3 separate regions of the Homo sapiens genome follow, and regions 1 and 3 are each linked to region 2. A link is a contact called in ENCODE Hi-C or POLR2A ChIA-PET data. All regions are on one chromosome and are shown on one strand. Each heading gives the region's core, a stretch centred on a gene start or an enhancer-like site at or near the end of the contact. The rest is flanking DNA. Distances are from core to core; before and after follow the strand shown.

The links. Hi-C counts contacts between places; a loop is a spot of excess contacts on that map. ChIA-PET counts read pairs that join two places held with the same protein, here RNA polymerase II (POLR2A). Pooled maps may share reads with other maps.
Region 1: a pooled map shows a loop between it and region 2 (2.2-fold over the local background). The contact joins the enhancer-like site here to the promoter of NT5C3B in region 2. A Hi-C loop is called at or near these places in 1 of 50 pooled maps. POLR2A ChIA-PET finds 5 or more read pairs at or near these places in 2 of 52 experiments (HEK293 and PC-9).
Region 3: a loop to region 2 is called in a pooled map, with 3 times the contacts of the local background. The contact joins the promoter of C17orf113 here to the promoter of NT5C3B in region 2. A Hi-C loop is called at or near these places in 2 of 50 pooled maps. POLR2A ChIA-PET finds 5 or more read pairs at or near these places in 2 of 52 experiments (H1 and activated CD4-positive, alpha-beta memory T cell).

What each region holds. Positions count from the first base shown.
Region 1 is chr17:41,994,601-41,997,613 of GRCh38, reverse strand. DNAJC7 (DnaJ heat shock protein family (Hsp40) member C7) reads left to right here. Exons shown (of 14, transcript NM_003315.4): 3 at 375-499; 4 at 1,190-1,303; 5 at 2,670-2,744. Among named protein-coding and RNA genes, the nearest start is that of DNAJC7, 21 kb to the left of the region's middle. Within about 2 kb of position 1,418, at least 3 of the 41 ENCODE cell types and tissues checked have a DNase peak (open chromatin) inside an H3K27ac peak, as active enhancers do.
Region 2 is chr17:41,834,982-41,838,109 of GRCh38, reverse strand. It overlaps NT5C3B (5'-nucleotidase, cytosolic IIIB), which reads left to right and starts at 1,878. Exons shown (of 9, transcript NM_052935.5): 1 at 1,878-1,928; 2 at 2,153-2,251; 3 at 2,838-2,907; 4 at 2,994-3,040. The coding sequence starts at 1,917. KLHL10 (kelch like family member 10) reads right to left here and starts at 285. Exons shown (of 5, transcript NM_152467.5): 1 at 1-285. The coding sequence starts at 177. RefSeq lists an enhancer at 1,275-1,354 and silencers at 1,775-2,154, 2,285-2,394.
Region 3 is chr17:42,049,234-42,052,597 of GRCh38, reverse strand. C17orf113 (chromosome 17 open reading frame 113) reads left to right here and starts at 1,997. Exons shown (of 3, transcript NM_001358661.2): 1 at 1,997-2,041. The region is part of intron 2 of ZNF385C (zinc finger protein 385C); the gene reads left to right. RefSeq lists an enhancer at 718-1,219 and silencers at 1,839-1,908, 1,989-2,188.

The DNA of each region.
Region 1 (3,013 bases), core at 169-2,668, 160 kb before region 2:
TTGTTTGTTTGTTTTTTGAGACAGGGTCTTCCTCTGTCGCCCAGGCTGGAGTGCAGTGATGTGCTCTTGGGTCACTGCAACCTCCACTTCCCAGATTCAAGCAATTCTTATGCTTCAGCCTCCTGAGTAGCTGGAATTACAGGGGCCCACCACCACGCCCAGCTATTTTTTTTTTTTTTTTGTATTTTAGTAGAGATGGGGTTGTGCCATGTTGACTAGGCTGGTCTTGAACTCCTGACCTCAAGTGGTCTCCCCTCTTGGCCTCCCAAAGTACTGGGATTATGGGCATGAGCCACTGCGCCCAGCCCCCTCTAAGTTTTCAAAGCAGGGACCTGTTCTAAACTTTGTTTTACGTTCTTCTGCCTTTCCTATAGATATGTGTCCTAAAAATGCTAGCTATTATGGTAATCGAGCAGCCACCTTGATGATGCTTGGAAGGTTCCGGGAAGCTCTTGGAGATGCACAACAGTCAGTGAGGTTGGATGACAGTTTTGTCCGGGTATGTATGTAATGGGGCTGTTTGGGGAAGGCTGGGTTGCTACAGTTGAGTTTCTCTAGCCCCGTATTTCTCAACCTTGACACTACTGACATTTGGGACCAGATTATTCTTTGTTGTGGGGGACTTTACTGTGCACTGTGGGTTGTTTAGCAGCATCTCTGACTTTTAATCACTGAGTATGAGTAGCACCCCCTCTGCCCAGTTGTAACAACCAAAAATGTCTCTTAACATTGCTAAATGTCCCCTGGAGGGCACATTGCCCAGGTTGAGAACTACTGCTGTAGTCATTTTCATTTTGTGTTAGTTTTGTTCGTTTGTTTGTTTTTGTTTTTGAGATGGAGTCTAGCTCTGTCGCCCAGGCTGGAGTGCAGTGGCGCGATCTCGGCTTCAGGCAATTCTCCTGCCTCAGCCTCCAGAGTAGCTGGGACCACAGGCATATGCCACCACACCCGGCTAATTTTTGTATTTTTAGTAAGAGACGGAGTTTTGTCATGTTGGCCAGGCTAGTCTCAAACTCCTGACCCCAAGTGAGTGATCTGCCCGCCTCAGCTTCCCAAAGTGCTGGGATTACAGGTGTGAGTCACCGCGCCTGGCCTCTGTGTTGGTTTTGTGTGGGTGTCTGTTGCTGCTGTTGATTTCTTTCCACTTGGCCAATCATGCTTCTTTTCTTCCCTCTTGGTGTTCTTTTAGGGACATCTACGAGAGGGCAAGTGCCACCTCTCTCTGGGGAATGCCATGGCAGCATGTCGCAGCTTCCAGAGAGCCCTAGAACTGGATCATAAAAATGCTCAGGCACAACAAGAGGTACGGGTCTGATCCTGTTTCTGTCAAAAGAGGCAGTATGGTATATTTGGGAGGAGTGGCTACTTGAAAGTCGGAACTGAGGTCTAGTCTCACTTCTGCCATCAGCACACCTGGGTGACTTTAGGCGAGTTTCATAGCCTCTCTAAGCCTCAGCTTCCTAATCTGTAAAATGAGTTTTGAATATGATTGACAGCTTTTAAAAATCTGTGAAAATTGAAGTGTTTCTGAGATAGCTGGGGAATAGGCAAATGCTTCCAGGGACTGATTTGAGTGAGGTTAAAGAATTTAAGAGTTTGGGACTTAGTGAGACCCTGTCTCCACAAAAAAATTTTTTACATTAGCCAGGCCTGGTGCCATGCACCTACCTGTGCTCCCAGCCACTCAGGAGGCTCAGGTGGGAGGATTGCTTGTGCTCAGGAGGTTGAGGCTGAGCCGTGATCGCACCACTGCACTATAGCCCGGGCAACAGAGCAAGAACCTGTCTCAAAAAAATAAAAAAGAATTTGAGTAAATTCAAGCCTTGATTAAATTGGTAGCAGCTAAAACATGTTTTAGTTCCATCTCCATATATAGTATGTGTCGCTTAATGACAGGCATACATTTTGTTAGGTGATTTTGTCATTGTGCAGAATCATAAAGTATACTTACACAAACCTGGGTGGCATAGCCTGCTACACACCTAGGCTATATGGCAGTGGCTTCTGGACTAAAACCTGTATAGCGTGTTACTGTCCTGAATATTGTAGGCAGCTATAACACAGTGGTATTTGTGTATCTAAACAGAAAAGGTACAGTAAAAATACGGTATTACAATTTTACAGGAGCACTGCCATATATACAGTTCATTGTTGACCAGAGTGTATGACTGTATATACAGTTTACCCTAGATGCATTTCAGTGAGAATCTCAAAACATATGCTCAATCCCTGGCAATGCATTGCCTTTATTTCATGTATATCAAGCATAACACTTGTGTTCCTGACTTGAAGTTCAAACTGAGGGTGAAGATTGGGTCTAGCCCTTCTGTTAAGAAGTCTTGACTGTATCTTCATCAATTTGATTTGTGAAATGTCTGTGGTTCTGATTTTCTTGAAAGAAAATCTCCTAGGGACTTCTATGAGAGGTCGAGTACCACCTCTCTCTAGGGAATGCCATGGCAGCCTGTCGCAGTTGCCAGAGAGCCCTAGAACTGGATCATAAAAATGGCCATTCACAACAGGAGGTATGCATTCGACCCTATCTCTATCAAAAGAGGCAGTGTGGTATATTTACTGAATTCAAATTCATCAAGGCCTTGTTAATTTTTTTGTGGTTGTTTAATCTACAGCTTCATTAAAACTTTCCTATGTCTGATTTTCCGGTGCAGTTCAAGAATGCTAATGCAGTCATGGAATATGAGAAAATAGCAGAAACAGATTTTGAGAAGCGAGATTTTCGGAAGGTACAGTACAACCATGAGATAATCTCATCTGCTCTTTGTCGCAAAATTCCCATTCGTGTGTGTGTGTGATAATTAAGAGGAGTAGTATGGCACAAAAGCTCTAGAATAGTAAATTATCACTTAAATTAGGCTTCTGACTTTTCCTCTTAAAAATGTTTTGTGCTAAGGTACTTATTTTCTTAATTATATTTGGCCCTATGATAAAAGGTAAAATGAGTGTGCCACTTGAGTTTGTTTCTATTGTTGATGTAAAGCACTGGTCTAATAGT
Region 2 (3,128 bases), core at 629-3,128:
GCTACAGAGGATGTTCTTATGGGCACTGAACTCAAAGCCATTGACCTTGATGACCACGTCGCAGAGCTTGCCCTCTAGTCTAAGCTCGTTGAAGATCTCACAGGCCATCGCACTCATCTTCCTCTCCATGTGAGGCTGGTGGAAACGTGTGGAGGCCGCCGCGCTCTCCATCTCCATGGCACCCTGGGACAGCGGAGAGAGGCTGCTTTCCTAGGGTGTCGGGGAGGGTTGTGGGGGGCCCCTTTAGCCAGCTGTCGCTCCTTTTCCCTACTACATCTTTTGTATAGGGTCTATCAGGCAACCCAAGTTCCAGAATCCTGGCCCTGCAGTGAGATCACACAGGATTGTGCTCTCAGGTTCTGGAACTGCCTCCTGGACTTGTCCTCTTCCTTCTCCCCTCCTTACCACCCCACTTAGGCTGAAAACCACCTCACACCTCCTTCTGTGTCCTTGAACCCAAAACAGAACCATGACCACTAGCACCATCTGAGTGTTTATTGATTCCAGCTCCTGTTACTCACCTGATACAGGTCTCTATCCCTGGAGCATTCATCTACCTTCCACAGCCCAACACTTGGCTCCCTAGACACCGAACTCAAGGAAATCCAAGTCAATTGAGGCTGAAGGGAGAAGTAAAACTGATTAAATTTCTTTCTTAGGCCGGGCGCAGTGGCTCACACCTGTAATCCCAGCACGAGGTGGATGGATCACAAGGTCAAGAGATCAAGGCCATCCTGGCCAACATGGTGAAACCTCGTCTCTACTAAAAATACAAAAATTAGCTGGGCGTGGTGGCACATGCCTGTAGTCCCAGCTACTTGGGAGGCTGAGGCAGGAGAATCGCTTCAACCCAGGAGATGGAGGTTGTAGTGAGCCGAGATCGCTCCACTGCACTCCAGCCTGGCGACAGAGTGAGACTCCATCTCAAAAAAAAAATCTTTCTTTTTCTAGGGACGGGTCTCGCTCTCTCACCCAGGCTGGAGTGCAGTGGTGTGATCATAACTCACTACAGCCTCGACCTCCTGGGCTTAAGTGATCCTCCCACCTCAGCCTCCTGAATAGCTGGGATTACAAGTGCTCCGCACCGTGCCCAGCCAACGCTGATTACATTTCAGAAAGCTGTCCCGGGTCTCCCAGCCCGCTGGATGGGTTAGTCACTCAGTTTCTTCTGGAATGAGGAATGGCCTAGTTAACAGAGCCCTTTCTGGGTGATTAACAGAATTCAGTTTATGGCTCCTTCATCTCTCCTCCCATCCAGCCGTGTGGTTTTTCTGTTTTTGTTTCTGAGACAGGGTGTCATCTGTCACCCAGGGTGGAGTGCAGTGGTATGATCTCGGCCTACTGGAGCCTGGATCTCCCGGGCTCAAGTGATCCTCGTGCCTCAGCCTCCCGAGTAGCTGGGACTACAACAGGTGCGTGTCACCATGCCCGGCTAATTTTTGTATTTTTTGTAGAGACAGGGTTTCGTCATATTGCCCAGGCTGGTCTCGAACTCTTCGGCTCAAGCGATCATCCTGCCTCGGCCTCCCAAAGTCCTGGGATTACAGGTATGGGCCACCGCGCCCAGCCCCAGTCATGTTTTTGTCACAAACTTTCAGCCTGGAAATGACCACGTTTGGCAAGGCTTTTCCTCCACAAAGAGTGGCAGAACCCTACCTACCCACGTAACCCCAACACCTTGGGACCTTCACCCTGCTCTTCATAATAAATAGAACCCTCCTCCAGTTTGCCTAGCGCAACCGGCAAGCCCACCCGGATCGCGGCCATCTCCGGGACCGCTCGATTCTCGGCCCCACCCCCGCCCCGCCCCCGGCCCCACCAACCCCCGCCCGGGCTCCAGGCGGGAGGCGACGCCTGCGCAGTGCGGTCGCGGGGCTGTCGTTGTCCCGCGAGCCGCCGACCAGGCCTCGAACGGGATGGCAGAGGAGGTGAGGAGGGAGGAAGCGTCCGGAGTGGGGCGGGCCCGGACTCCGACCCCCGGGGCGCTTCGAGCCCCCCAGCTGGTCACCGAGGCACCGCCGCTTCACCCAGGCCAGTAGCCGCCCCCTCGCGCACCCCGGCCCCGCCTCACACGCGCGCCCGAGCGAGCCCCGGGCTCCCCTCGGGCCCAGCGTGGCGCAGGGGTCAGTGGTTCTCTCGGGTCTCGGGACAGGTGAGCACCCTGATGAAGGCCACGGTCCTGATGCGGCAGCCTGGGCGGGTGCAGGAGATCGTGGGCGCCCTCCGCAAGGGCGGCGGAGACCGGTTACAGGTACCTCTGGGGCGTGCGGGGGCCGGCCGGGCTGGGGGCGGCTGGAGAGGCTTCCTGCCCATTGGGCCTTCCCGCTTTGCTCTGCCGCGGACCCCTCCTAGCTCTCTGCCCCAAGAAATGGCCGGGAGCTTGAAGGAGAGCGGGTTGGTTCGCCTGTCCTAAAACCCAAATTTCAGATTTCTCAATATGGTCATGCTGCTTCCTCTAATTGGACAGAAGGCGCCCACACCAGTACCTAGGGCCTTATCCTCCCCAAGCCAGCGGCTCCCCAGTAAGTTGAAGATGTCCAGATGGGCCGTAATGGTAGAGATCTCTTAGGAGGGACCTGATATTGAAGGAGTCAGAGGGGTCCTGAGTATTCACCCTTGCCCCCACACTAGGAGACTGCGTTTTCCTCAGGGTTAACGGGTACTAATTAGGATCACTTCCCCTCTATCCCTCTGTGTCACTCGGTAACTCCCCTAGGGCTTTGCCTACATCCTGGCCACTGAGCTGTATTGATTTCCATAATCATCCCCCAGGCTGAGGCAGGGCCACACTAGAATTCTGGTGCCTATTTAGGCATCATCTCTCTTTTGCCTTATAGGTGATTTCTGATTTTGACATGACCTTGAGCAGGTTTGCATATAATGGAAAGCGATGCCCTTCTTCTTACAGTAAGTCACATTCTAGCTTCCCTTGTTGAGCTTGACAAGACGATGGGTTCTAAGGGACAAGTAAAAGGAGTTTTCTCTTTTTCCAGATATTCTGGATAATAGCAAGATCATCAGTGAGGAGTGTCGGAAAGAGGTGGGTTGCTCCCGTCCTTTGCTCAGAAATGGTTGTCATTTGCTACTTCAAATGGTTCCTGATTGGAACCAAAGATTCCAGTATAGAG
Region 3 (3,364 bases), core at 748-3,247, 210 kb before region 2:
GCTCGTGCCCATCTGTGTATGCATGCATGCTCTTGTGTGGCCAGTGTGCCTGCCTTTGCCTCCCAGCCAGCATGGGTATCTGTGTATCTTGGCATCAGTACCACCTCCATATGTATACACATCTCGTGTGTAGATAGAATACATGGTCTAAGTGTGGGGGGAGGTATGTATGTATGTGCCTTGATGTCTAAACCTGCCACTATCCATGGGTGATATGGGCCTCAGGTTGTGTGTCTCTGTGCTCGTGTGTGTGTGTCTGTCTGTCTGTCTTTTCCCATTATGGCAAAATAGCAGGATGTGGTTTTCCCAGATCTTCTCCCTTGGTGGCAGCCAGGGTGATGTTATTTCATAAGATTTCTGCTCTGTGCCCTGCCCCAGCCTCGGTTGGACCTTTGGGGGCAGCCTCTTCTTCTGTACTGGTCTGGCTTGCTCATACCTCTGACCACACCCCACCCTCTTGAGGCAGTTAGCTAATGAGCCATGGCTGCTCCAAGACACTTAAGGTGGCTGTTCCGCAGCAAAATGCCATCCAAGAAGACCTACCCCCAACCTGACCCTTTCAGGGTGCAGAATTCTAGACCTGAGGGCTGTGTGGTGCCACTCGGGGGCAGCTGTGGGGGCTGCAACATCTCCCTTCATTTGAGTGTAGCCAGGAGTCAGGCGGCCACACGTGTGTGTGCATGTGATTCGCGCTCCATCCCAGCAGCTCTGGGGCTGGGGTTCACAGTGAATGTCAGAGGCAGACGGTGGGTGGCACAGAGCAGTGCTGCATGGAGGATGCTGGGGCAGAGGAGTTCCCAGCAGCCACTGGTGGGGCTGGGACCTCAAATCAACATGCACCCTAGGCCTTTTGCAGAAGAGCAGCGTACCCAATTGTGAGGGGACTGGAAGGCATTTCTGGGTGACTTTGTGCTGTCTGGAAGGGGAGACTGGGTCATTGTCTGGACATGCCCTTGATCCACAGCAGCAGGCCAGCCCCCTCTCTGAATGGCCTCCACACCTAGCACCTCATTTGGTCTTCAGACCCATTTCTGTCCTGCCCTAGCCTCCTCCCCAAGTTGTAATTCCCACTTTACAGATGAGGAAACAGGCTCATAGCTAAGTGTCCAGTCCAAGGCCTCAGAGTTAAATATAACTGGAGCTCCATCCCAGGCCTCTGGACTCCACACCTCCACGTCTGCACATTCCTCTTGCAGGGAAGCTCCTCAATTCACCTCTCAGAGTAACGCAGACCGGGATGAGGGTCGGCTGTGTATCAGAGTTTTAGAAAAAGGTCACGCCAACCTCCCTCCCTCTTCCCCACTCTGTCAACCCCACTGCAAATAACTCACTAGGCTAAAACAATAAGCTTCCCAGTTCCAACTCCTCCGGAGGAGGCTTCCCACCAGGTGGGAAGGTCAAAATCCCCAGCATTCCCCTAGAGCCATCCAGCATCAGGCACTGCCCCCACCCACCCCAATTCTTCATGAACCTGCAGCGACCTGTCAACTTCCAGAGGAATCCTTGCTCTGCCATCCCACGGCCTGGAGTGCCCTTCCCCTAGTAAAAGTTCACTTACCCAGAATGCTGCGAACCCTAATTGACCCGCCCTGCAGACCTTCAGCTGGTCGCCCGCTCCTTCGTGATCCCAAAGCACTTGCTTCCAAACTCTCAGAACACTTTGCAGCCTCTACCGCGCTCTACCTGTCTGTGGCTTAGGCTGTGAGCCCCTCGAGGAACCCCGGATACATGCGCGGACCGAATGAACCCCGGCACCGCGCTGCCTGCGGTCTAGCCTCTGGCTCCTGCTGCCGCGCGTGGGGCGGCAGGGGCTGGGGGGTGGGGCCGGGGCCGGGCTGAGCGCGCTGGGCGGGAGGCGCCGCAGGTGGGCGCGGCCAGGTGAGCCCCGGGGGCGCCGCCCGCCCTGCCCGGGACCCTGGCCGGCGCTGGCTGCTGGCGCCTCTTCGCCCCCGTTGCCGCTAGTGGCTGCTGTCGCTCCGTGGAGCCCAAGGAGACCGCGGCCAGAGCGTCCACCGCCCAAGATGGTGGCTCCTGTGTCTCCGTGAGTGCGAGCGGACGGGGCGGGGGCGCCAGGCCGGGCTGGACGCCCCCTCCCGGAGCGGGCGGGACGGGCGGGCGGAGGCTCAGTGCCTCTGCGGGACCCACCGAGGGCTCTGTCACCGCGCGCCCCCCAGAGGAAGTTCCTCAGCCCTCCCCGTCCCAGCCCCCGGGAGGATGCGTGAGAAGAGGTGCAGGGGAGCCCCTTCTCACCAGGGCTGTCAGAGCAGGGGGCGCCCGGCCCTGTCTGCTGAGTGCTGGACTTCTCTTAGTGGGGTCCCAAAGCAAGGGGCCCCCAGGAGCCCGGGGAGGAGGCTCGGGACCCACATTCTGGGGCCACATGAATACTGTTTGAGGCTTACATGCCTTGGGGTCCTTGTCAAGTTGTTCCTGCTCCCATCCGGCTGGTCAGGGTGTGGAGAGAAATGAGAGGAGACCTGTGTCTGCAGCAAGTGTGCCCTCCTGGTCAGCCTTGGTCACAACTGGACCCATGGAGTTTTGTTTACACCTCACTCCACTCAGCCTGTTTCCTTGAGGTTGAGGTGGGGAGAATGTCAATGGAATTTGACCTGTTTATAGCAGCTCTGTCCAATAGAACTTTCTGGGATGATGTAAATGTGCTGTCCAATGCAATAGCCACTAGCCACATTGGCTACTAAGCACTTGAAAAGTGCCTAGTGTGAGCTGAATGCTAATGTTTTATTTAATTCTAAGTAATTTAAACAGCTGCATTTACAATAGCTGCAGTGGCCAGTGGCTGCTGTGTTGGACAGAGCCGTTTTAGAATCTCCACCTTCCTGGGCTCTACCTACCTGCCTTTTGTTCTGCAGAATGGGCAGGATAGGCAGCTTCGATGTACATGGAAAGGATCTGACAAAATTCCAGAAGGGCATCACCTTGCTTTTGCACCCCTCTGCCCCCATTCTGAGATCCTGTGCATAGTGGGCTGGGCAAGGTCATAGAATCACAGGATCTTGGGAGGAAAGGATGTCAAAGGCAGCTGTTTTAATCACCTAAAAGGTGCCCAAGGGCTGGCTCCACTGCCCTCTCTGCCTGGGAACCTGCTCTTTCTTATTCACTGCCCAACTGTGTGGTGCACTTGCTGGGTGTCAGGCACTGTACCCATCTCTGGGATTCAGACATGAAGAAGTTAGTTACCTTTCCTGCCCTCAGGGAACGTGCATGAGAAGGGGGGTGGAGAGAGGATGAAGCAAGAGAACTACACAGATAGAAGCAGAGATTTGTAATCTGTGGAGCATGGAATGGAGAGAACAAACAGGGAGCAATGACAGAAAAGAAGGGACTTCCTGGGAATGGATGGTTAAGC